Regions from separate parts of the Mus musculus genome. Here regions 2 and 3 are each linked to region 1. The links are chromatin loops, found by intact Hi-C in ENCODE. Cell type or tissue: heart. All regions are shown on one strand.

Region 1 (8,000 bases):
TGGTCCAGGCTTCCCTCTTCAGTCAGTGTCTCCTGTACCCTTGACAATATTTGACATATGATTTTTTTTTTCCCCTTCCATCTTTCCATGGTATTTTCTCATTTGTTTTCTTGTTTGCTTTTCGAAACATGGTCTTGCTAGACAGCCCAAGTCAGATGAGCCATTTCCAAATTCCATACTCAGGATGGGGATGCAGATTAAGTCTCTGAAGTACTTCTGTAGTTGGGGACAAGGTCTGAGGAACTCTGAGGCCTTTCTTGGGATGTATTACCATCTGACATCAGGGCAGGCTGCTGGGTTTAGGGAAGTTTATCACTTACTCCTCTCCGAGTAACTGGTACCTTTTCTAATTTGGTTATGAATTAGATGTGACCCTTCTGTGAATGCTTGTCATTGTTACACCCCTGGCTGGCCGTTCTGTAAGAACTGGAGGGTACAGGGCTCTCCCTGGAAGCCGACCATGGCTTGTCAGCTCTCTCCCACTCCCATTAGGCCAGACGGGATGGATTCAAACTCCACTGGCTTCCTCGTTCCCTGGCAGGGTCTTGCTCCAGTCTTGCTGGCACTGTGGGCACTGCTCCAGCCAAAGCCATTTGGGTCTCTTCAAGAGCAGTTTGTCACTCTTCATGTTGTTTATCTTTCCAGAACTATTTGCCACTGCCCCTCTTCAGACCTTGTAAAACTTCCTTTTAAGGCTGCTGGGACGCTGGGGTGGGAGGAGTCACAAGACGTTCTTTTGTGATTTCTGTATGAATTTGATGGGTCATGAAGCTAGAAAGCATCAGCCTGTGCTATTGTGTTTGGGTCAAGGTTGACCCTAACACACCTCGCATAAAGTTGGTACGTTTGGGGACAGAGCTCAGCATTTGCCGGCAGGCAGGATCTGAGGTGTTAATGTAAGTGGGGTTACTCCATTTTCCTCTATGTGAATGGTTATTAACCTTCCTAATGCTGTGACCCTTTAATACAGTTCCTTATGTTGTGCTGACCCCCACTCCTATGACCATAAAATGATCTTGTTGCTACTTCATAGCTGTTATGAATTGTACTGTAAATATCTGAGATACAGGATATCCGTGAATGGGTCATTTGACCCCTCTCTCCAAATGCAGTTTGTGACCTATTGGTTTAGAATTGGTGCTCTAAGGGATCAAGGAAGTGTTGATAACTTCAGGTTTGAGACACAGTGATTGACCCTGTCTCTAAGCCATACTACTGGCCTGGGTTTGGACAGACGTGGCCCTTGCATGGAGAAACACGGTGAGGAGTCAGCTTTGCTTGAAAAACCAACTCCTAGTTTAGAGATGCAATGGAGCCATGAATGCTCTTATGCGTGTAAGTTTTCCAAACAGAGCCAGGCAGACAATGTAAGAGACCATGCTGATTGTAACCTCTTAGGGGCCGGACATAGCCAAGTACTGGTAGAAGCCCGTCTTCATCATCGTACGCAGTTTCCTGGGAAGGGTAGGATCTGGCATGCTTCTGGAGTGGGCCTGGGGTTATGGCTGCTGAGGCTTCTCAGAATCCAAGGGTGAGGGTACAGCTCTTTTGGTCATGCATGGTGACTCTGTCAAGTCACCAATGGGGCAGTGAGAGCCTGCTACTCTGAGTAACCCTGTCACACCTAACACCCCATAACCTTGCACTGTCATCGGATGGCAGTGGCAACAGTGATAGTCACATTGCTCAGGCTCCCCACTCTTGGCCATTTGTCAAGTGACCCTTATGCTAGGAAGTTATTGGGGGTGACCTGCTATAGGTGCTATTGAAGATAATGTGATGGCTGCCTGGATATGGCTAGGCTCCTCTTCCCTAGCTGCCGCCATTAAAGACTCCGAGTTACACACTTGTTGACTCTGGGTGCTGCTTCCCTGTAATTTGGGCAGGCTTCTGAGGGCAAGGCTAGAGGCATCTAAGAACACCCACCTCCTCTGCATGCCATAGAAAGATAGGATCTAGCTGCCTCTCTGCAATCCCAGCAGGCTAAGTGGCTTGAAACAGGCATAGGTGAGGAGAACCAGGGTCAAGTAAGACAAGCAAGACTGGTCAACCACCCTACTGCCATCTCTCCCACTTGCAGGGTCAAGACTACATTTCCCAGGTGGCTTCTCTTCTTCATCCTTAGTCAAGGCAATGGTCCTTGCCCAGACTAGTCCTTGGGTCTGAGGACTTAGCTGCTGCTCTGTATCTTGAAGCTGCCTCCCTGGCACCTACCTGTGGGTCCTCAATTCCACGAAAGCAGGACTTCCCACAGTGGTGCAATGTAGACTCCTCCTCCCCCACCAACGGCCTGACTGGACAATGAGAGCTCTGTAACACTGTTTTTTTTTCCCCCTATGCTTGTGGGTTCTAGTTTTGCCCCAGCAATGCAGGGCTTTCAAACTCGAGAGGCGACTGACCGACTAGAAACCACCACAAACCGAAGTAGTCTCAGGAGACTTTAATGAGAGTGTCCGTGGTCCTTCTGGTACAGAGTGGTAGTACAGACAGCCGAGTTCAAAAGCAGGATCGCAGCTAAGAGACCATCCACCCACTGCAGAGGCCAGGCTACCACCAGGAAAGCCAAGCCCACTGTGCCCAGGACCCAGGTCCCAAGGTAAGAAAGTATCACTTCTTCCTTTAGCGTCTGGCAGCCACGCCTGGTGGGCGGTCATAACGGACTGGGGCCGTCATTCTCTTTGCAGAGGGTAAAGCTGAGTCACCCCCATTCCTGGACAACGCCATGTATTTTCTTTGCCAGCTTAGAGGCCTGCAAGGCGTGAGGCGGTAAGAGAGGCAGCCCCAGTCACTGCTGCCGTGGCCCGATGGCGGAGGGGCACTTTTTAGACCGACACAGGGATGCTCATTCCATCATCAAATAACACATAACCTAAATAAATAAAGTGAACCGAGGCAGGGGGTGGGCCAGGGAATGCACATTGGCACATTGATATATTGCTTTCCAGTTCAAGGTGACAGACACAAAGCAAACAATGGGTTGGGGGGGAGGGGAGGGGAGGAGGTGCAGAAACAACAGTGGGGGGCTGGGAGGTTACTCAGCTTTTCTCAGCAGTGCTCCCCTTACAGGGTCAGAGCCATGACATGGACTGGGATGAACAGCCAAACTAGAGGAGCCCAGTGGGTCCAAAAATGCTCAAGAGCAGACCAATGGGTAGCTCTGCTGAGGGGAAAAAAAAAAGCCAACTAAACACTGTATGCAGACAGAGACCCTGTAGGGTCTTTTGTTTCCTGCCCAATACCTTAGGCAGGTTCAAGAGCAGACGGGAGGGGAAGACATGGCTCTGCCTCTCAGGGGTCCCCCATGTGCTGTGGGGTTGGTGGATGCCATCGGTGGGCATACCCACCGTCCAGACATGGGAGGGGCTGTGGGGTATGTGACCGGGTGCAGGAGTCCTCACGGGACAGGCAGTCTACACCCCTAAAATTATGCCTTCCTGCAGGAGCAGCTCAGGATTCAAGTCTCTCGTCAGCCTTTTTTCTTCTCTCCCCAGCTACTTGTACGCCAGCCCTACACAGTAGTCTTGGCTGTCCAGATAAGCATGATGCTGCCAAGGCTGGTCCTGAGCTCATGGCAACTCTGCCTCTGTCACCCAAGGGTGGGATTCTACCCTTTAAGAAATGATGCAAGGGTTTATGGGATTCCTTCTTGAAGACAATCAGTGGTTTTCCCTTTCCCTTTGCTAACTAGGGTGGCCAGTAAGAGACAACTACTCCGACTCCCACCCAGCGACAGGGATTGAGGTGGGAGGGCCGCAGGTGGGCTAGCTTTCCATCTTGCTCCTATCCCCAGGCCTGACTTTCCTAGCCTTCTTCCCATATTTCTGATGCTCTGGAGGGAGGCATCAGAAACGACTCCAAACAAAAGGAAGCCGGCTCTCAAAGGAAGACAAAACCCTGCCTGGACATGGCCTGTCCACGGTGTACATTCTAGTATCTTATTAGGTGTCTGAACCCATTAGGAAAAAAAAAATTAGAAACTACGTATAAAACTTAAAAATATTCAAGTATCAAAAGCTATTTCGGATCAAAGTATTAAAACAAGCCACTAGAGGAAACTGCTGTCTTGGAGCAGAGATGGCTGAGAAAGGTAACCGAGTCTGCTCAGACGGGAGCAAGGGAAGGGAGTGGTCTCTTAGATGGGGCAACGAGGGAGAGAGACAGCAGTCAGAGCCAGGCTGGAGATATCACAGCCTTTGTAAGACAGAAGGGAGGCTGTAAGGATCAGTGGGCTCGGCCACTCTCCCTGCAGAAGGAATTGTAAGGTGCGTGACGACCAGGGTCTCCTTCCCCGTGCTGGGTCCTGGGACACTTCTGGGCTGTGGAGGAGCACACTCCTGAGAGGTGCATAGAGAGCCCAGACAAGAGTATCAGAGAACAGGAGCCTGACCTGCTTCTGCACATACATCCATCCTTCTGGGAGGACGGAGCAAGCAGCCAGGGCTGACGATGTTACAGTGCCGAGTCAGCATCTCAGACCCTGTCACACACACAGCGGAATTTCTACGTCAGGGAACGTGAAGGCATCCCCACCTAAACAGAGGGACATGGCTGTGGCCCCCACAATAGGAAGCAGCAGCAGTGTTTATTCAAGACACAACAGTAAGGGATCTGACGGTGTCCCTATTCCCCAGAGAGGGTGCATCGGAACAAATGATCCAGTAGAGATTTTTTTTTTTTAAAACTCTGATAAATTAGATTCGTAAAAACCACTCTCTTCTCCGCCTCTTTTCCCTTGTCCGCAGGCTTGCAGATGGGCTGACTTGGGGTGCCCTCTGGTGGCAACAAGGGAAAGGTACAGTCTGGGGGCCAGCCTGGGGCTTGCAGACACACCTGGATTCTCGCAGGCCCCTTGGCCTTTCGCTTTGGGTACTTGTCTCTTGGCAGATGGCCCAGAGCTTCGGAATGGCTAAATTACACCGCAGGAAGGGTCTCATTCCCACTCTGTGGGCGGGTTCTCTCGTCCCAGTTTTCCAGGTCATTCTGTGGGCCTCCTAATGAGATGACTGATGCCTGGCTTTTAGACTTCAGTGGAAAACAGGATGCTCTGTCTCTTGCTGTCAGGGGCAGGGATGGCCTCCAGCTGCAGGAAGTACAGCAACACTTGGACCTGTTCCGGCAGAGAAGGGAGAGGCGAACCTGTGAGAGGGGTGCAGGTGGGAAGCCTCTCTCAGCTCACACAGCTCCCGTACTAAGAGACCTTGCTGGTGACAAGAGTTGAGCTTGAAAGACTAGCAGATGGGCTCAAATCTAGCCAGGAACAGAGGGGCTAAAAGTAGCCAGAGGGGCTGGAGAGGTGGCTCAGTGGTTAAGAACACTGACTGCTCTTCCGAAGGTCCCAAGTTCAAATCCCAGCAACCACATGGGGGCTCACTACCATCTGTAATGGGATCTGACGCCCTCTTCTGGGGTGTCTGAAGACAGCTACAGTGTACTTATACATAATACATAAATAAATTTTTTTTTTAAAGTAGCCAGGGCCCCTCTTGACCCTCTCAGTGATAGTAGGTAGGCCTCTGTAGTTGAGGTGGGAACGGCTCATGCTGAAGTAGGCTGAGGCTGTCTACCCGACAAGTGTCAAACCAGGGTAACAATGGACTACGGCTTGTTTCCTATACCTGGGACATGACCTCCAGGGACCAGCTGTCAGTCATGGTGATGGGCTGGCTGGGGTTAGCAGGGAGCTTGCTTTCCTTCTCTGAGGGCCGAAGCAGTGTGGGGCCAAAGACCGTGGCGAGGTTGTGCAGGGACATCTTGTTCACCGTCTCCTTTTCAGCTACCCTGTTTCGTGAAGCCAGAGCAGAAGGTGTTATTCCAACATCACACTCAGGGCTTATATAAAGATTCTATCCCCCAGAGTCCGAGGAGTCAGGGACAGAGAGAACCCAAGGCCAGTGGGCAGCTGGGACAGCTCTGGGCCATGATCTGGAAGTGAAGGGCAAGTTCAAGTGCAATGCTGGCTGTGGCTTAGTGTCCGGTGCAGAGGAGAGGGATGCCATCGGCTCTAGTCCCTAGTGTGGGAACCGACTGGAGACTTGAGAAGGAGAGAAGGCCCTTGGTGGTGCATGGTTTTCTGGGGACGGGGGCTGCATGGGAGAGCGGGCGCTACCTTTTCAGGTGGTCCAGGAGGAAGAGGAAGGTGAGCAGGTTGGCTTCTGGGAGGGACAGCAGCAGGTTCAGCATGCAGCTCTCCTTTGCGACGGGGTCTGAAAGAGCTACAGAAGGAGGGCGTTCAGTTCCCAGGGTCGGAGCACAGTCCCGAGACCTCTCATGAGGATGTCAGACGAAACACCCCGAACCCCAAGCCTATGCTGGAAGGCACTGAGGAGTTCAGGCGCCCAACATTGTCTCAGGCCACACAGTTAGACTGACTCCAACTGAGGAAGGCCTGTGGTAAAGGCTTATGTAGCATGGGAGATACCAAAAAAGCCTTCTCTCATCTCAAACGAGCAGCAGCACCCAGGCACCTGTATAGCTTATGGGTAGGCCTGTACTGGGGGTGGGGGTGACAAGTGGGAGGCCTGGGGGGAGGGGCACTGTCTGCTGCTATAAGCACATAGGAAGGCCCCTTCCCCCAGCCCCTGGGAGCTTCCCTTATTTACACGCACACCCTAGGGGCACTTTCCAGCCTGAGAGGCCAGGTCTTGTGGTGAACCGGCCCTGCAGGTTGGATTACCATAAGGGTGAAGTAAGGGGTATGTCTGCCTCCTGTGTGAGTTGGGCACCATCATCCAGGTTGACTAAAGGTGAAGGCTGGGCATAAATCTCTGCTTGACTGGGCCAGGACCTGGGGTTAGAGCATTAGGGGTTCATTGTGGCTACGGGGATCCCACAGCTGGACACGTCCATGGCCACACAGACTGGTTACCCTCTGGCCATACTGAGAGGAGAGGGCAGCAGGCAGCTGTCAGAGATTGCACAGATGGCCTGGTTTTTAGTACCCGCACTGCACAGCCAACTCCCTCAGGTTAGGTTCGAATGTGGGAACAGAGTATCGGGGAACAGTCTGATTCCCTCTCCTAATGGCGCCAGTGAATGGACGAGGCCATGAGATGCTTGCCTCCCACAAGGCCAGGGCCCTCGATGCTCACCAATGCCTTCTGCGAAGTTAGGGTAGAACTCATCCGTGAAGAGGGGCTCGGGCAGCTCACGGAAGTAGAGCTTCAGCGTGCCGGCAATGGCGTTCACGTCCATCTCGCTCATCATCACGGACACATCCTTGTTATCTGCAGAGAACGCAGAAACAGCCTCCGTGTGGGTCCCAGGTCTGCAACCTGCCTGGGCTGACACAGCTTGATGACACACGTGTGTAGCCATCCCCTTTGTGTGGTTTGTTTCCCTACGCCCCCCAGCATTTGTGTGACTGAGTCTGGACAGGGTTGCTGGGAAGAAGGGCCACCAGCTGCAGAGGCAGGCAGGCGTAGGGACTGTTTGAGTCACTTAAGTCGTCACACTGGGTGTTTTCTTAGGACTTAGGCAGCCTCTGGTTCTCTGTGTCAGAGAGCCGGTGTAGTGGTTTGAATGAAAACGGTGCCCACAGACTCAGGAGAGTAGCACTATTGGAGGTGTGACCTTATTGGAGGAAGTGTGCCACGGGGGCTGGGTTTTGAGGTTTCAGAAGCTCAAGCCAGATCCCGTGGCTCACTCTCTTTTCCTGCTGCCTGCTTATCTACTCCTGGCTCCTCTCCAGCACCATGTCTACCTGCAAGCTGCCATGCTTCCTACCATGACAATAAATGGACTACATCTCAGAACGGTAGGGCAGCCCCAGTTAAATGGCTTCCTTTTTAAGAGTTGCTGTGGTCATGGTACATCTCTTCACAGCGATGGAAACCTTATCTAAGACAGAAGGCTGCGTGGAGAAGCTGAAACATGACAGTGAGTCTTATCGAGGAGTGCTGGGTCCTTGATGGCCCAGGCCAAGATGGTGGTATAAAGACTCTGCAAGTACAACATCCTTCTGAGTCCTGTTTCTGTCTGCCTGCTCTTTGGGGAACACTGAG
Region 2 (8,000 bases), 210 kb before region 1:
GTAAAAGAGGTCTGTCATTTTCCACTTGGAAAGGAAAACCTTTGAAGGCCTGCTAGGAGAGGCGTCATTGCCGAACCAAAATGTCTCAGATGAACTTCAATTATTCACTGGCCTGCTACGATGCTGTTGTAGTTTGGGTTTCTATTCCTGTAAAAAGACACCATGACCACTCGTACAAAGGCAAACATTTAATTGGGGTGGGTTTACCGTTCAGAGGTTTAGTCCATTATCGTCATGGTGGGAAGCATCGTGGCATGCAGGCAGACGTGGTGCTGCAGAGGTAGCTGAGAGTTCGACATTTAATTCAGGCAGCAAGGAGAGTGACCCTGGGCCTGAAACCTCAAAGCCCATCCCTAGTGACACACTTCCTCCAGCAAGGCCCCGCCCACCCAAAGCCACACCTACCAACAAGGCCATACCCACTCCAACAAGGCCACACCTCCTAATAGTGCTACTCCCCCATGGGCCTATAGGGACCATTTTCATTCAAACCACCACAGACTGTAATAATGATGGTCAACTTAACAGATCTAGGATCACCTAGGAGACACGCCTGTAAGAGATTATCTAGATTAGGTTAATTTGGGGTGGAGGGAGACTCGCTCTAAAAGGAAGACAATATGATTTGTCTGGGGTGTGTGGGCTGGGGTGTGTCGGCTGCATCCAAGGGAGGAAGGCAGCCGAGCGGGAACATCCCCTCTCTTTCTATGGGAGCAATGTGGTCAGCTCTGCCTCATGCTCCTACAGCTGGCCATGACAGTAACAAGCCTACCCCATTTCCCTACCTTTTGCTACCAGACTTCTGAAACAAAGGATCTGTGACGACTCGATGCTCTTGAGAACCTCTCTCTGACATTTTCATCCAGTCTGGGTACCCGTCCATGAAATGCAGTCACCCATAGGCCTTTGCACCTCAACCGGATTAAAAAAGACCCCTCATAGGCGATGCTGATGGACCGACCCAATGGAGAAAATTCTTCACTAAGGCTCTTTTTCCCTGACGGTTCTAGGGTATGTCAAGTTAACAAACTAACCATCATGTGTGCCTTACCTATCCCAGTGGCTCCCATCTTTGCCCATACTCTCATTATCTCCTGTAGTATTTGGACCATTTTATACACTTATCCTCCTTACTTAACTTGCTCTTGACCTCAGTACCAGACTGATCGGTTAAACAGGAGATGACGTCGGGCTCTCTCATTTGGCTCATCTTATGCTGTGGTATTTATCAGATTCCCAAGTTTAACACAGACACGGCCTGGAATTGAAACTATATTCCATGTTACAGTTAAGCTGAAAAAGATTTGGGCTGATCCAATTGCTATGCAATTAAGGATATCCCTGCCCCTGGGTAGTCTTGTCTCAAATTCATATTCCTTGCATTAGAATGAAAGTGATTTCCTTGATAGGACTTATTTCATTATTGTTACTGTTGTCTTTATGTGGGCTTCTTGGAGACTCCACTATTATGCCTGGTGGCATGAGCTTTCCAAACGTCTGCCTTTGTTCATCCAAATAATCCATATTTGGATCTAGAGTGCAGTGTCTTCTCTATAGTGAAGTCTTCCTGAATCCTTCGTGTTTTTTTCAAGTTCTGTGGTACTCCAGTACTATGTACAGTTAATAGCAAGTATGCTGTGTTTCTTACAGCTAGAGATATAGCATGTCTTTGAATCTACAAAGACTGATGCTCCAGAAATTACTATGGCGTCTAATTGAACACCATATCAGTCCATGTAAATACTCATCCTCTTTTGGCTCCTTTGCATATATTAACCCAATACCTTATGTGTTCTGCTTTATCAAAAGACTCAGGAAGACATATAATTGTTTCACTTCAACAAGGCTCTTCGCCATCTTTGTACACTTGATATCTAGTACAGAAGGGATCTGGGTCCTTGAGTAGCTCCAACAGCAGTGGATATTGGGGGTCCACACCCTTGTGCTGTTTCATATGACCAACTCTTTACTCAGAAGTAAACTCAGATGATCTCCCTCTGAGTGGCCTCCTGGGTCACGTTTCCTTAGACTATGTGTTTGGAAGGCTCTTTAACCACAGTGCTTCTCAGTTATAGAGAATTTACATCTGCTCTTTTATTTCTTTAAACCCGTCTCGCTGTAGGTAACACAGCTATCTGCTTGTACTCTGAGAACTGATGGTCTAAACTATCTGTTTGCATTCTGAGGAGCAGTTGAAGAAGAGAAAGAACAGTGGACCGGGTACATGAACAGGTTTTAACCAGGGGTTTACTATTAGGTCTAACTTCTACATTGTGTGTGTGTGGGGTTATTTGGTATCTCATGAATTCTATGTTTAAAGCATTAGCATAATCATAAAGTCTACGATGCTGTGAGTAGGGGAGTGTGTGATTAGCAAGAGCAACATTTTACCAACAGCTAAGAAGAGAACATTGGATACTAATGTCTCAGGTCAAGAAATGATTTGTATTGTATTGGGAAAACATGGATAGAAAGACTGCCCTGTATCTGAGGGGTTGGCCCCTGAAATTCCTTCTTGCTCTGTAATTGTGGACAAGTCACTGTGTTTTTTTATCTTTACTTCTTCTTGGAAAAAATAGAAGTACTTTCTTTGACTTGAAAGAACTAAACACACTGTATTTAATGGTATTCCATAATTCACACAGTGTGATAATCTGCCATTTTTAATTAATAAAAAGGTATCTGGATGGAATTTGTCCATAAGGAGTTATAAACATACTGTCTTTGACATAACAGATATTTGTGCTTATTTTTTTCCTAGGGGCAATAATCGCTTTAAACCAAAATCATTTGTAATCTTTATGCCAAGTCTCCCAGTGACAAAATAAGTTATTTGGAAGAGGAATGGTTTTGAAGAAGGCTGTGGTCTGAGACCATGAAACAGCACAAAGCTTGAGTAGCCCAAGCTGAAGTCCAGCCTGTGGATGATTCACCACTCAACTGTCTATAATGTAACCTAGAAAACTAAGGCTTGTATAACATCAGGGGTCCAAACCCCCTGCTGGACATTCAGATCTCAAATTCAAGAATATCATCAATATGGTAACCAAGCTAGTCCATCAACCCTCCTTCCTCAAACTGTTGAATAAGTACGGAGCTGGTTTAATACCACTATATTAGGGCTGGAGAGGTGGATGGCTCAGTGGTTAAGAGCACTGACTGCTCTTCCAGAGGTTTGAATTAAATTCCCAGCAACCACATGGTGGCTCACAGCTGGTGTGTCTGAAGACAGTGACAGTGCACTCACATACATAAAATGAATAATTTAAAAAAAATACTATATGATACTTAGGGAAATCCACTTAGATATAAGTTTAACGGGAGTGAAGAAAATGACTGTCAAAAGAGCTAATATAGTCTTAGATTGTATTATAGTGTCTAGAGCACAAAAAGAGGTGATTGTCTTATTCTGTTGTTTTAAAAAAAGATTTATTTATTTTTATGAATATGAGTACACTGTAGCTGTACAGATGGTTGTGAGACTTCATGTGGTTGCTGGGAATTGAATTTAGGACCTCTGCTTGCTCCAGTTGGCCCCGCTCACTCCAGCCCAAAGATTTATTTATTATTATACCTAAGTACACTGTAGCTGTCTTCAGATGCACAAGAAGAGGGCGTCAGATCTCATTATGGATGGTTGTGAGCCACCATGTGGTTGCTAGGATTTGAACTCAGGACCTTCAGAAGAGCAGTCAGTGCTCTTAATCTCTGAGCCATCTCTACAGCTCGTCTTATTCTGTTCTATGCCTATGGAACACACACCTATCTCTAGGTAAGATATATCGTGTATATATTGTCTTACATCAATGGGAAAGAAAGCAAGAAGATCTAATAACAAGGGTTGAAAACTAGAGGAACATTCATAGAGCAAAAGAAAGCAAACGAACTGGGAGAGGATCATACCACTGGACCTTGATTTTGGCCATACAACAAAAGGTTTTAGTTCATCCCATCTAGCCCAATGATAGGCGTTAAGTCAATGGATGGAAACTAGGACAATTATTTCCAACAGACTGTGTCAAAAGATGAGTTAGGGTTGGGCAGTGGTGGTGTATGCCCTTCACCCCAGCAGTTGGGAGGTAGAGGCAGGGAGATCTATGTGAGTTTGAGGTCAACCTGGTCTACATAGTGCGTACCAGGGCAGTCAAGGCTACAGGGAAACACTGTCTTGGAGGCTTGGGGGAAAGATGAGTTAGGATGCTAGCAGGAATGGCTTCTCTCTCAATCCTTCATTATGTGTAGACAAAGTCCTGATGGCCACTTGGTGGGAGTATTGTAGAAGAAAGCCAATTATGAGATACTTCCTCGACCTAGAAAAGCCATGATTTATGTGTAGTACTGCAACCCAAATCACAAAACAAACAAACAAACAAAAATCCCTGATGGAGAATCTACTTCAAATAACTACAAACAGTTCACAAAAACAATAAAAGATAGACAGCTGGTATTTAAGACGTCGAAGTCAAGAAATCTGGATGACCAAGTGAAAAGAAGTTATTAAGAACCAAACGAACTAAAGCTCTGTACTTCACCATCTGCAGAAACCAGTACCCTAAAGCCTGCCATGCTATATGCTGAAATCATGTATGCCAGATTATTGTAATGACTAACTAGCCTTGATGCCCTAATACCAGCTGCACCACAGACAAATTCAGCCCAATCTTCAGCAAGAGACCCATCTTTCCCCCTTAGCTCCTAGTCTTACTTCAGATCTCAACTTTGACATCATCCTTGCCTGAAATAGGAGTTGTCTATGTTTGAAACATCCAACCTCTCTCTGCTCTCTCACTTTAATTTGTCTTATTTCTACATACCCAAGTCTCTTTCTGCTAGTAAACACCCTCCTTTGAGACTTACAATTGGCCAAGAAGACTGGAGTCTAGAGGTTGAGTGTCACTCTGGTCATTGGCCCTCTTATCTCTTGTTAGAGTTTATAGCTCAGACTACTGTTAAACCCCAGGGCCCTTGAGCCTCACCTTCAGGTCTGTGTGAGTACTACAGTTCCAAGCTTCAATTCTCTCTATGAATTAGTCATCACCAGAGCCTCTTCTAGTGATTGTGGTTGTGGTAGCAACGCAATATTCAGGATTGATCCCAGGGCTTTATGTATTCTAGAGAGGCTACAGCCTCCAGCCCGAGAGTCCTTTCATAATTCCAAGTTCCCTTTAAGGGGGTTGTAGATTTTTGGCCTGTGTCCAAAGCCATGTTCTCTTCCAAAAATCGGCCTCCACACTCACTAGCCAAAAAAGAACTCATCCAGCTGTAGATGGTACCATACATGCACCTACCGGGCCTCTGGGAAACACAGTTCTATCTCTGTCAATTATGTACTGTAGCTGCATGGGTCCATGACATTAGTTTCATCAGCCTGTAGCAAGAAGTTGTTTGTCTCACAAGGGTGTTACAACCATTAAGAATTTGTTCAATTTCCTGGTTACATTTATAAATACATACTTCGTGAATCAGGCACCCAGGGCAAATATCAACCCCATATGTGATGCTTGTTCTCTTAATTATGATCATAATAATTTCTACTTCTTGAGCTCCTCCTATGTGCCAGGAGCAGTGAAAGACCTATAATGTCAGGCTTAGAGAGGGCTAGAGTGTTACCTAGGTCTATAATTGACAGCCCTCTTAGGGGGTGAGAATTATAGACACAACACATGGTTAATCTTTACTACTGATATCAGTGTTCATGGGGTTATGAAATAGCATTACCAAAAGTGCCATAAAGGTCCAGATGTCGGAGAACAAATGTGAGCCAGAAGGATGTTTAGTAAACATAGGAGCTTGGTCCAAGGAGGAAAGGCCAGGCTGAAGCAGAAGGCAACCACTGTAAAGCACCCACCTAGATCCCAAGCAGACTGAGGGTCCTGGGGAATAATATACAAGAAGCAGACCTACACTATTCTAGAGACTTCACTACTGTAGTCCTCAGAGAAAATGATTGCATTCGTTCGTAAACATCAAAACAATAAGCAAGGTCCATGTCTGAATTATCCAATCAAAGGAAGGAAGGAATATTACAGCAGTGCTTATTCCAAGGAGGGAGGGAGGGGAGGGGAGGGAGGGAAAGAAAGAGGGAGGGAAGGAGGGAGGGAGAGAGAGATAGAGGGAGGGAGGGAGGGAGGGCGGGCAGGCGAGTGAGCGAGAGAGAGAGAGAGAGAGAGAGAGAGAGAGAGAGAGAGAGAGAGAGGGAGAGAGGAGCTTACAAAATGAAAGATGATCCTTTCATGTAAGTGCGCATTGATTGAAGTACTTGGCAAGACTAGCAGAACTCTCCTTTTGGTAACTCAAGTCTGCAGCCTTCCAGCTCTGTCATACAGTGTGTAAGAGTCAGCTATATGTAAATGTGTGAAGTGTTCAGGTGGTGCATGAGCAGAATTCAAGGCAAGAAAAAGTAAAACTTGAACTGTGTTCAAGTATCAGTGAGTGAACAAAGTCCCTGGTGGCAAATATACAGAAGTCTTCATTCCCTAGACTTTGTATGAGGGCAAGGAAATATTACTGATTTTTGACCTAAACTGTACTTGTCTCAGTGAGGGTTTCCATTGCTATGAGCAGACACCATGACCAAGACAACTCTTATAAAGGACATTTCATTGGAGCTGGCTTACAGGTTCAGAGGTTCAGTTCATTATCATCAAGGCAGGAGCATGGCAGCATCCAGGTAGAGGTGGGGCTGGAGGAGACAAAAGCTCTACATCTTGCCCCAAAGGCAGACAGAAGAAGACTGTCTCCCATATGGCTAGGAGGAGGGTCTCAAAGCCCCCTCCACAGTGACATACTTCCTCCAACAAGGCCATACCTCCTAGTAGTGCTACTCCCCAAGAATATTCAAAGCACCACAATACTTAAATGGTGTGAAAACACTGATTAAAAGGAACTGGGAAAGGAAAGGGTCTATTTGGCTTACAGGTTCCAGTCTATGATGGAAAGAAGCCAAGGCAGGAACTCAAGACAGGAATTTGGAAGCATGAACGCAGGCTATAGATGGGTACTGCTTACTGGGTCACTCCCCATGACTTGCTTAGCCTGCTTTCTCATACAATTCAGGACCACCATCCCAGGGGTGGCACCTGCCTACTGTGGCTTGCACCCACCCACACTAGTCATTAATTTAAAAACATGTTCTATAGACAGGCCTACATGTCAGTCTAATGGAGACAATTTCTCAGTTGTTATTCCTTCTTCCCAGGTGACTATATTTTGGGTCAAGTTGAAAAAAATCCAATCAGCACAGTATTAGTCTATTATCAGAGCGAGTCAAACCTGATCATCCCCAAACACTTTTATCTCTGACTTTCTATTTCTATAAAGCAGGTTTGACTTCTCAAAATCTATGACAGATTCTCATGCTTGGATTCATTTCCCTGTATTCATGAAGAAAAAAATCATGGGGAATAAATGAAACTAAATATTAAAGTTATGGGGGGAAGATGGCTCAAGAAATGGTTCAGTGGTTAGGGGTACTTACTACTCTTCCAGAGGGCCTAGGTTTAATTCCCAACACCCACATGGTGCTTTACAACCAGATGGGGATCCAGTGATCCTGTCTGGTCTTCAGGATCACACACACGATGCAGCTAGACACCATACAAACAAAATACCTATACACATAGTTTTTTAAAAGTCATATGCATAAAGTAAAAGGTATTTAACTAATCACTTTTCCAGATATTGAAAATAGATTTTTATTCTATCAGAAGGCATACGGGTCTCATGTAGTGCTAGCTGAACCTCAACTAAGGCTGGCCTTGAATTCTTGATCCCCCTGCTTCCACCACCAGGCAGGGCTGAAAAAGTCTGTCCAGCTATGCCTGGCTTAAAGTCATAAGTATGTAAGTTAAGCAAATTATGTAACTTGTGGACTCCCCTCTAGATGTGTTCATTGGCTTAGTTTTGAGTTTTGTTGTTAGTTTATTTGTTTAATTAATTAATTAATTAATTAATATTTCAATTGGAGCTTCCCCTCTGTCTGAGTTTGGGTTTTCATTGCT
Region 3 (8,000 bases), 68 kb before region 1:
CAACTCAGGAATCTTCAAATGAGCTGCTTTCCTCTCCAGTTTCCCTATGTGAGCGACACTGCCACCTACTGTCTTCAATTCAAATCCTATCACAAACAAGAACTATTATCTCCTTGCTTTTAAATTACAGATTAAACCTCCATTTTTTTTTTTTTTTACAGAACTATTTTTATTCTAGAAATCTGACAAACTGCACTTGCATTATTATTCCATCTAACTTTCCTCTGAATAGTTCTGGAAACTGCCCTTCTTGCTTAGTAATGGGCTTCTTAACTGTCTCTCTTCCAATGACCTATCCCTGACAAACCAAGAGAAAGCCATGCTAGCTCTCATATGCCCACAATCATGCAGACATTACTGGGCAGTTACCATGGGCTCAGGCTCTGGCTATGGTCCTCTTGCAGACTTAATAAACTCACCCAGATCCCTGTAGCCCAAAAGCTCTCTGGGTACTACCATCAGCTGCTTCCATCTGGTCCAGCATTTCCCAGAAAATGAATTAAATATTATTTTCAGAGCAAAGGAAAAGTCAAGAGTAAATAATCTGTCACAAGAGATGGGCAATGTGTACAGAACCTGGGAGAAAATACAAATGGTTTTCAAATGAACTATAGAGTTTTACTTTATTTTTTAATTTTGTCCAAATCTTTATTCTCCCATTCTCCAAAAAATGTGGCTATAACTTTTTTCTTAATTCTAAAAGTAAGACATGTTCACAATAAAACAATGAAGATAGAAGTTGTAAGGAAGTAAGGTTGCCTTGATTTGCATTTGACTTACATCCTTCTAGATTTGTGAGTGTGTACCATTTGGTTTGGGTTTTTGTTTGAACTTGGTCTTGCTGTGTTGCCCAGGCAAGCCTTAAATTCCTGCAGAGGCTCAAGACATCCTTCCTACCTCGGCAACATACTACATGGGACTAGAGATACACTACCACATCTGCCTGGTTTTTTTCTTTATTAAGCACAATGAGATTATATTTGTACTGTTTCATAAGCCTGCAGCAAATAATGGACTCCATTATCAGTAAATCCAGATGTGTAGTAGGATCTAGATGGCCCCAGAGTAATTTATTAAAGTAACATATCAGAATTTGTTTTCAAAATCTCCTTTTAACAGACTTAACATAATTTCCAACTTTAAAATACAGCGAAGTCATTACACAACTGTTCAGATATTATGTGGAGGAAAGTTCCAAAGGTAGAAATGATGAAGGGTCCTTTGCAAGTACCAACCTAAGCTAATTCAGTGTACACTAGAAGGGTATACCTCAAGAACACTGTTAAGTTTCTTGGGTTGTCTGTCTGTTTGTTTGTTTGTTTTGAAAGGTTATCAGTTCACTTATGGTTTAACAGCACAATGAAGTCAGCATTTTAAAGGATCACTGTATCTGGCTGCCATTCTCATGTCATGTTACATTTGAAGCTTTAAGTGGTTCTAAAGTACAGACATGCACTGCAGCTGGCTTATTTCATCTTCTAGCCAGTGTACTGAGCTCTGTCCATTCCATCCTCACTGGCATAATGGCAATGAAAACGGGAACTCACACTGTGTACACAAGCTATGTACTAGATTACAATTATTGAAAGTGTAGATTGTGGGACTAGAGAGATGGGTTAGCAGTTAGTTAAGAGCAGTGGATGCTCTTGCAGAGGATCCAGGTCCTGTTCCCAGAACCAACATGGCAGCTGAGAACCATCCATAACTCAGTTCCAGGGGATTCTGCACCCCTTTACGAACTCTCAGGGCACAAGATACACACAGTGCACTTACACACATACACACACACACACTCACAAACCTCATACACATAAAATAAAATATATCTTTAAAAAATATAACAGACTATTTCCAAGTTTTGTGGTGACAAGCAGTTCTGCGACAAGCCCATATGCACATCTATAATCCTACAATGCTGTTACTAAGGACAGGTTCCTTGAAGTGAACTGCTGACTCTTTTAATAAAATTTTGTATCAACATCCTTAGAAAGATGCAGCAATCATACTCTTCTTAATGGCACATAAGAATATTCTTCCTTCTTCTTGCTTGCTATCAATCTTTTAATTCTTTCACATATGTTTAATGAATACTGGCATTGTTTTCTTTTTATTTCTTTTCCATGCCAAGTATCTGACTTTTTCTGATTTGCCTATTTATATACTTTTAATATGAAAACGTGTGTGTGTGTGTGTGTGTGTGTGTGTGTGTGTGTGTGCCCTTTCTCTTATTCCCTTGAGACAGGGTCGCTCCCAGAACCAAAGCTTGCTACTTCAGTTAGGCTGGCCAGCCAATCTGCTCTCTCAAGCATGCATAGCCATGTCCAGTTTTCTGTTTTCTTTTCTGGGGTTCAAATTCAGGACCTCGTATTTACAGAGTAAGTTCTTACCCACTGAGCCAGCTCCCCAGACTCAACTCGGGGACATCACTCCGCAACTGCAGGTGTCACTGTTCACCCACAGGCTTCTCTGGAACAGCAACTAGTAAAGGCTCTGCAATGCCACATTAACAGGAGGACTGGACCCTAGCCAGTGCTGGGAGGGGTGTCCAATTCACAGCGGGGTCTAACTTACTTTTCCCTCCATGTGGTTCTCTCTCCCAGACCACACGGTAGCCTACCATTCTGGAGACACAATCCACTTCCCTTTCTGACACCAAGGTCATTCAAAGAACCCTGGCATCCAATTCTACTCCTTTATCCACAAGAATCTGAGCTCAGAGGCAAATAAGCAAAGCAGACAGGTACGTGGGGGACCTCAGTCCAGTGGCCAGTCCTGAGCGGGCAGTTCTGGTAACATGATCCCTTCCACGCAGAGCCTGCTGGGAACATCATTCCTCTGAGCCTCACTGTTCTCCTGGACAGCAGGCTTTTCTGTTCTGATTTACTCCCCCCACCTCTGACTATGCTTTCTACACTTCACAAGTTACTCAGAATTACTCATCCACTCGCACTCTCAGCATTAGCACCACTGAGGCTTCACACTTCATCCCTAGTCTTCTTTTACGGAAAGGAAGGGCGTGGGGGTCTGAAGCCGTGTTCTGAACCGAAGTTCTGAGTTTACATGGCACCTTTCTACCTTAAATGCTAAGGCGTTTACACTTGTTCTGCTTTGTAGTTTTTATTTCTCTGCAGTTTCCCACTTGTCCCTTCAATCTGTCTTCTCCTCCACATACTTGAGCTCAGGAGTGGTTGTAAAGTCCTACATACCAATTCCAAGGTCAGGAATTTATCTTGGGGTGACTGAGGAGCGACTACTATTGAAATTATAAGGCCTTTTTGGGAGCTGACTAGGAGGTTCTAAGCTTGTTAAAATATTCCACAGAAGAAATCTTGCTTTCTCAAACAACAAAAATTCATGTATCATTTGCTGGGTTAACTCCAAATGTGAGAATTTTCTAGAAAAAAAAATTAACTGCCATCAAATTCCAGAGAAAAAGTAACTGCAATATAACACTAGAGATCTAACATAAAGTATAAAATTTGTTTAGACACTGGTTATTATTTAAGAGAGAGAGGTATAGTATACACTTATTATCTTATAACTGTAGAAACTAAGAGGCACAAGGGTCATGAGTTTAAAGCTGGTCTAAGATAAATAAAAACCCAAATAGATGAATATCTAAGGCTAGGAGAAAGCTTGCTTAGCATGAGGTCCTGGATCAGTCTGAAGGACTATAAAAAAGGAGTTACTAAAACCTGGGAGTAAACAGTGCTATAAAGAAACATTTTGATGACAGCTAGAGAAATCTAATTATGAACTATTAGTTGATACTAGAAAACTAAGAATAATTTTGCTAGAAGTGCTCAGTAAAATCTTCTTTTAGGAATCACATTTAAATATTTAAGAATTAAACATCATAGGGTTAGTATTAAGTAGTTCAACATATACATACAAAGACAATAGCACTAGGTAATAATTATTCTTCTAATACTAATGTACATTTGAACTTTTCATCTTAAAAAATTGTAAAAGAAGCTATATAAATTTTTTTAATTACTCTTGGTTTTTTGTCATTTTCTAGTTAAAATCCATATGTGAAAAATGAATGACTTGTGATGTTCTGTCCCCAAGATCTTCATCATTTAACATCTTCCTAGCTAATGCTCCAGTTACCACAAGATGTCACTCCTGCCCATGAGCAAAACCACAAGGACTAACTGCATGGGAAACAGGGCAGTACCAGTGTACCCAACGGACAGTACAAGGAGCTTCCAAAGTCACTCTGGAATTGTCTGGAAAACTTAAACACTTCTTACAGGCAAGAAGAAAAATTACCCCGCCCCTCTTTGAAGCTTTATAAAGTACTACTGGTTGGGGGAAGAGGTGTTCTCATCAGTAGGATAACTACAGGTGACTCAACTATATGCCTATAAATAGCCCAAATTAAAAAAAAAAAAATCCACCCACATTCCTGTAAGTAACCCTAGCAGAACTCACAAGTGCACACACTAGCTGAGAAGAGGAAGGGAGAAGCAGGAGGTAGACAACAGGGTAATGTGATCATGGTCAAAATATACCTGCATATCAAAGTGTCTAAGCGAAACACTGTCATGCAAAATTAATATGTGCTAATAAATACTTTAAAATGTATAATAAAAAAGCAGAATTAAATAAATTCTCACAAATAAAAAATGTATACTAAATCCAGGGTCAGAGAGATGGCTCCGCAGTTCAGATTGCTTGCTGTTCTTCCAGAAGAACCTAGCTTGGTCCCCAGCACCCATGTCAGACTGCTCACAACCACCTAATCTCCAGCTCCCAGGGGCTCTGACACCCTCCTCTGGGCTTCTTGAACATCTAGTCCACATACAGATGTGTGTGTGTGTGTGTGTGTGTGTGTGTGTGTGTGTGTGTGTGTGTGTAAAAATTTAAAATGTTATATATTTTTTAAAACTCTAAATATAAGTGCTGAAAGTTCTTATTGTTTGGTTTTTGACTCTGAAACAAGACCTTATTATAGCGGCTGAAGACAGCTTAGAACTCTGTCAATTAAGCATTGGACCACAGATGAGACACTAAGACCACCCTGAAGGATTAAGTTGTGGATGAGAAATTTCATGGCAGTCACAACAACACCATCTTCTTTAAAAAAAAATTCAGTCCCACCACTGACTATTTTAATAGGGGCCCCAGAATGTTCAACAAAACCTTGGTCAATCCAGATTCACAATCAGCTAACCAGAACTTAGAATTCCCAAGTTCTATCCTGAACATTTCCCGCACCTGACCTGCTCTTCTTCAAGTATCTTCAATGTCCCCATCAGCCTAGTGATAGGCCCAATATGATAATTGCTTTGTCAAGAAATGATGAACTGAGAGTGTCGGAAGGAGTGTTGCATACACCCATTGTCTGAAAAACTTTAATGCATCAGACATGCCTACTCCAATCAATCTATCTCTAGGTCTGTAATATAAAGGCATATAAAAGTGAGGATGTAGTTCAGTGGTAAGAATGTGAAATTTACATGGACAAGGTCCTGAGCTTCATCTCCAGCATCGCACAAAAGGCAGCAGGAATACAACTCACTTGTCCTATCAGCTGTCATAGCTCGTTTCTATATCTACCCATCAGCCTAATTTCTTCCCAGAACTCCTTGGGGGTATAGTAATCACAGCCCTTCACCTGAAAAACTCAGTGTGTGGTTTCTAAGAACAGTGATATTTTATGTAAACATAGTGTAATTATCAACTTCCTAAATGTATTATTAGCATATCTTTAATCTCTTAGCCACAACTCGGTGTTTGATTAATGCCTTTATATCATTTTCCCCTGTAGTAATGGGCCTGTCTAGACATGGGCATTACATCTAATTATCTTGTCTCCTGAGTCTTCTTTTATCTGGGACCTTTCTATAGCCTTTCTCTTTTGCAACACTGATGTCTTTAGGGCTGCAGCCCCTCCACACCTCTGCTACCAGCGCATGCTCATGCTGTCGGTCTGTTTCCCTGTGGCTGGCACGTGCCTGAGTCAGAGCAGCCCTCACTTGTGCTATGCCCAGTACCGCATGCCTCTATGACCCACATGAAAACCCAAACACTGCTCAGCTTTCCCTACTGCATAAGGAGTTGCTGTTTCTTTTCTGTCCTGTAATCAATAAACAATTCTTGAGAAAATAGATTAGGTTCATATAAAAATCTGATTGCTCAACTTTCTTACAAATACAAAAAAATTTTAAAGTTTAAAAATCAATTCATTCAATGTACAATGAAACTTTAAAATGCAGGTTTCATTCTACCATGACACAAAATTCTCAGAATAATAAGAAAAATCAAATAAATTTAAAAACACAAAAACCTGTGTTCCATGATCAGTATGCTACAAGATTAACCTATTTTATTTTATTTTTTCCAACTCTGTTCACTTGCAATCACTAAAAATAAATTAATGGCTTTTCTTATGGTCTGGAAAATAACTGACTGTTAGCCTTTTCATTTCAGAGATTCTCATTAATTAGATACAATGTTCAAATAATGCTTCTATGGAACATCTGAGAACACAACATAGTTGACCCAGAGTTTCCTCACTAAGGTGTGAAGCACACCTCTGTCAAAGTGTCTTTCGGTAGGTCAGCGTGCTACTGTGTCCATACTGTGTGCTAGTCAGAACTGCTATTTTCACCACGGAGCACCAGCACGCAGAGGTGGGGTGGGCAAAGCCTGAGCGCCTGCGCACGAGGTCGCTCTCACTCACTGCCTTACTTACTCTCTAGATCAGAGATAATGAGGTTGTCATGCAGCTTCACGGCGCGGTGCTGCTCCACCTCATCTTCAAGTTCAAAGATGGTTTCCTTCATGTCACTCCTCTCCGTGTCCTTTTCCTCCAACTCTGATCTTAGTTTTTCTAATGTCATATTCAAATCTTCAATCTGCTTCTTGGCCTCTTCCTGGAAAGCTCGGTATTCATCTTCTACCTAAAGAAGTTAAAAGGAGACTTGTTTGGGGATAAACTCTACAACCAAAGTACTTACCGTTAGATATGGAAGTGAGGTGCGAGCAGCTACGGACAGACTGACTGACAACCTAGCCACGCTGGGGACCAGCACTACAACTGCACGAGGTTTGCATTTGGTTTGTCTGAGCACAAGCCCAAAGCCTCACTGACTAAAGTCAACTGATGCATCACTGAACTTCCCCAGGTTATCTATGAGCCACCTGGGGGACGTTTTCTCTTCTCCAACATTTGGACTTAAGTTGTGCATTTGATGAGTGATTAGCATGCTACCCTCACTTATAAAAGTGCAGTATTTATAATAGAAAAAAAATGAAATCAAATATGAAACCAGAAAAACATTTAAGGCTAACAAGATGGCTCAGCAGGGAAGGGTGCTTGCTGCCAAGCCAGGGGGCCTGAGTTCAATTCCCAGAACCTTCCTGGAGGAAGGAGAGAACAGCCTCCAAGTCATCCTCCAATCTCCTCGCGTGATTCATAGTACACACACACGTAGACACAATAAGCACATACAAACAGAACACTTTCATTTCAAGTAGTCTTTATCAAAGTACTAGTTCACAGTGCCCCTCAACATGTATCTCCTGAATTACATCTCTAAAAGTGATCACTAACAGACTGGCAAGATGGCTCCAGAGGTAAAGACGTTGGCTGCCAAAATTAATGAGCTGAGTCCTATCCTTGAAGTTTCCCATGATAGGAGAAACCAACTCCCACAAGTTGTCCTGACTAATGCACCCCCAATACACATGCTTTCATATTCCCTCCCCCACCTGAAACAAACATGAAATAAGTTTTTTTAAAAAGGGATCATTAAAATACATAAAAAATAAGTTAAGTTATTCAAAGTTTAACAACTGATGTAATAAAACCTTTCCCTTTAAAACTTCCCCACACTCGGGCAGAGAAATACTCAGCAGTCAAGAGCACCCCTGCTCTTCTGGACAAGCCCAGTTCAGTTCCCAGCATCCACATCAAGGGTCTCAACAACAGCCTGCAACTCCAGCTTCAAGGGATCCAACATCCTCCGTGCCTCTGTGGGTGCACACGC

What was found. A loop is a pair of places that touch in the nucleus more often than their neighbours do. Peaks named below come from ENCODE experiments on the same cell type or tissue, not always from the same donor. Only the 100,000 strongest peaks of a DNase experiment are listed, where the experiment ranks them.
Region 2: a loop joins it to region 1, with 8 times the contacts of the local background. A loop is called at or near these places in 5 of 42 quality-filtered maps.
Region 3: a loop joins it to region 1, with 6 times the contacts of the local background. A loop is called at or near these places in 26 of 42 quality-filtered maps.

Annotation. Positions count from the first base shown.
Region 1 is chr10:75,179,347-75,187,346 of GRCm38, reverse strand. It overlaps Bcr (BCR activator of RhoGEF and GTPase), which reads right to left. Exons shown (of 23, transcript NM_001081412.2): 20 at 7,089-7,223; 21 at 6,107-6,212; 22 at 5,616-5,778; 23 at 2,424-5,107. The coding sequence ends at 5,018. Among named protein-coding and RNA genes, the nearest start is that of Specc1l, 29 kb to the left of the region's middle. In heart, no CTCF peak of the experiment used is centred here; a DNase peak (open chromatin) is centred at 4,856; H3K27ac peaks cover 216 bases.
Region 2 is chr10:75,387,312-75,395,311 of GRCm38, reverse strand. No RefSeq gene overlaps it. Among named protein-coding and RNA genes, the nearest start is that of Gm40694, 9.4 kb to the left of the region's middle. In heart, CTCF peaks have their summits at 4,270 and 4,978; no DNase peak of the experiment used is centred here.
Region 3 is chr10:75,247,348-75,255,347 of GRCm38, reverse strand. Specc1l (sperm antigen with calponin homology and coiled-coil domains 1-like) reads right to left here. Exons shown (of 16, transcript NM_153406.3): 5 at 6,704-6,911. Among named protein-coding and RNA genes, the nearest start is that of Specc1l, 39 kb to the right of the region's middle. In heart, CTCF peaks have their summits at 67 (motif pointing left) and 4,110 (motif pointing right); no DNase peak of the experiment used is centred here; H3K27ac peaks cover 837 bases.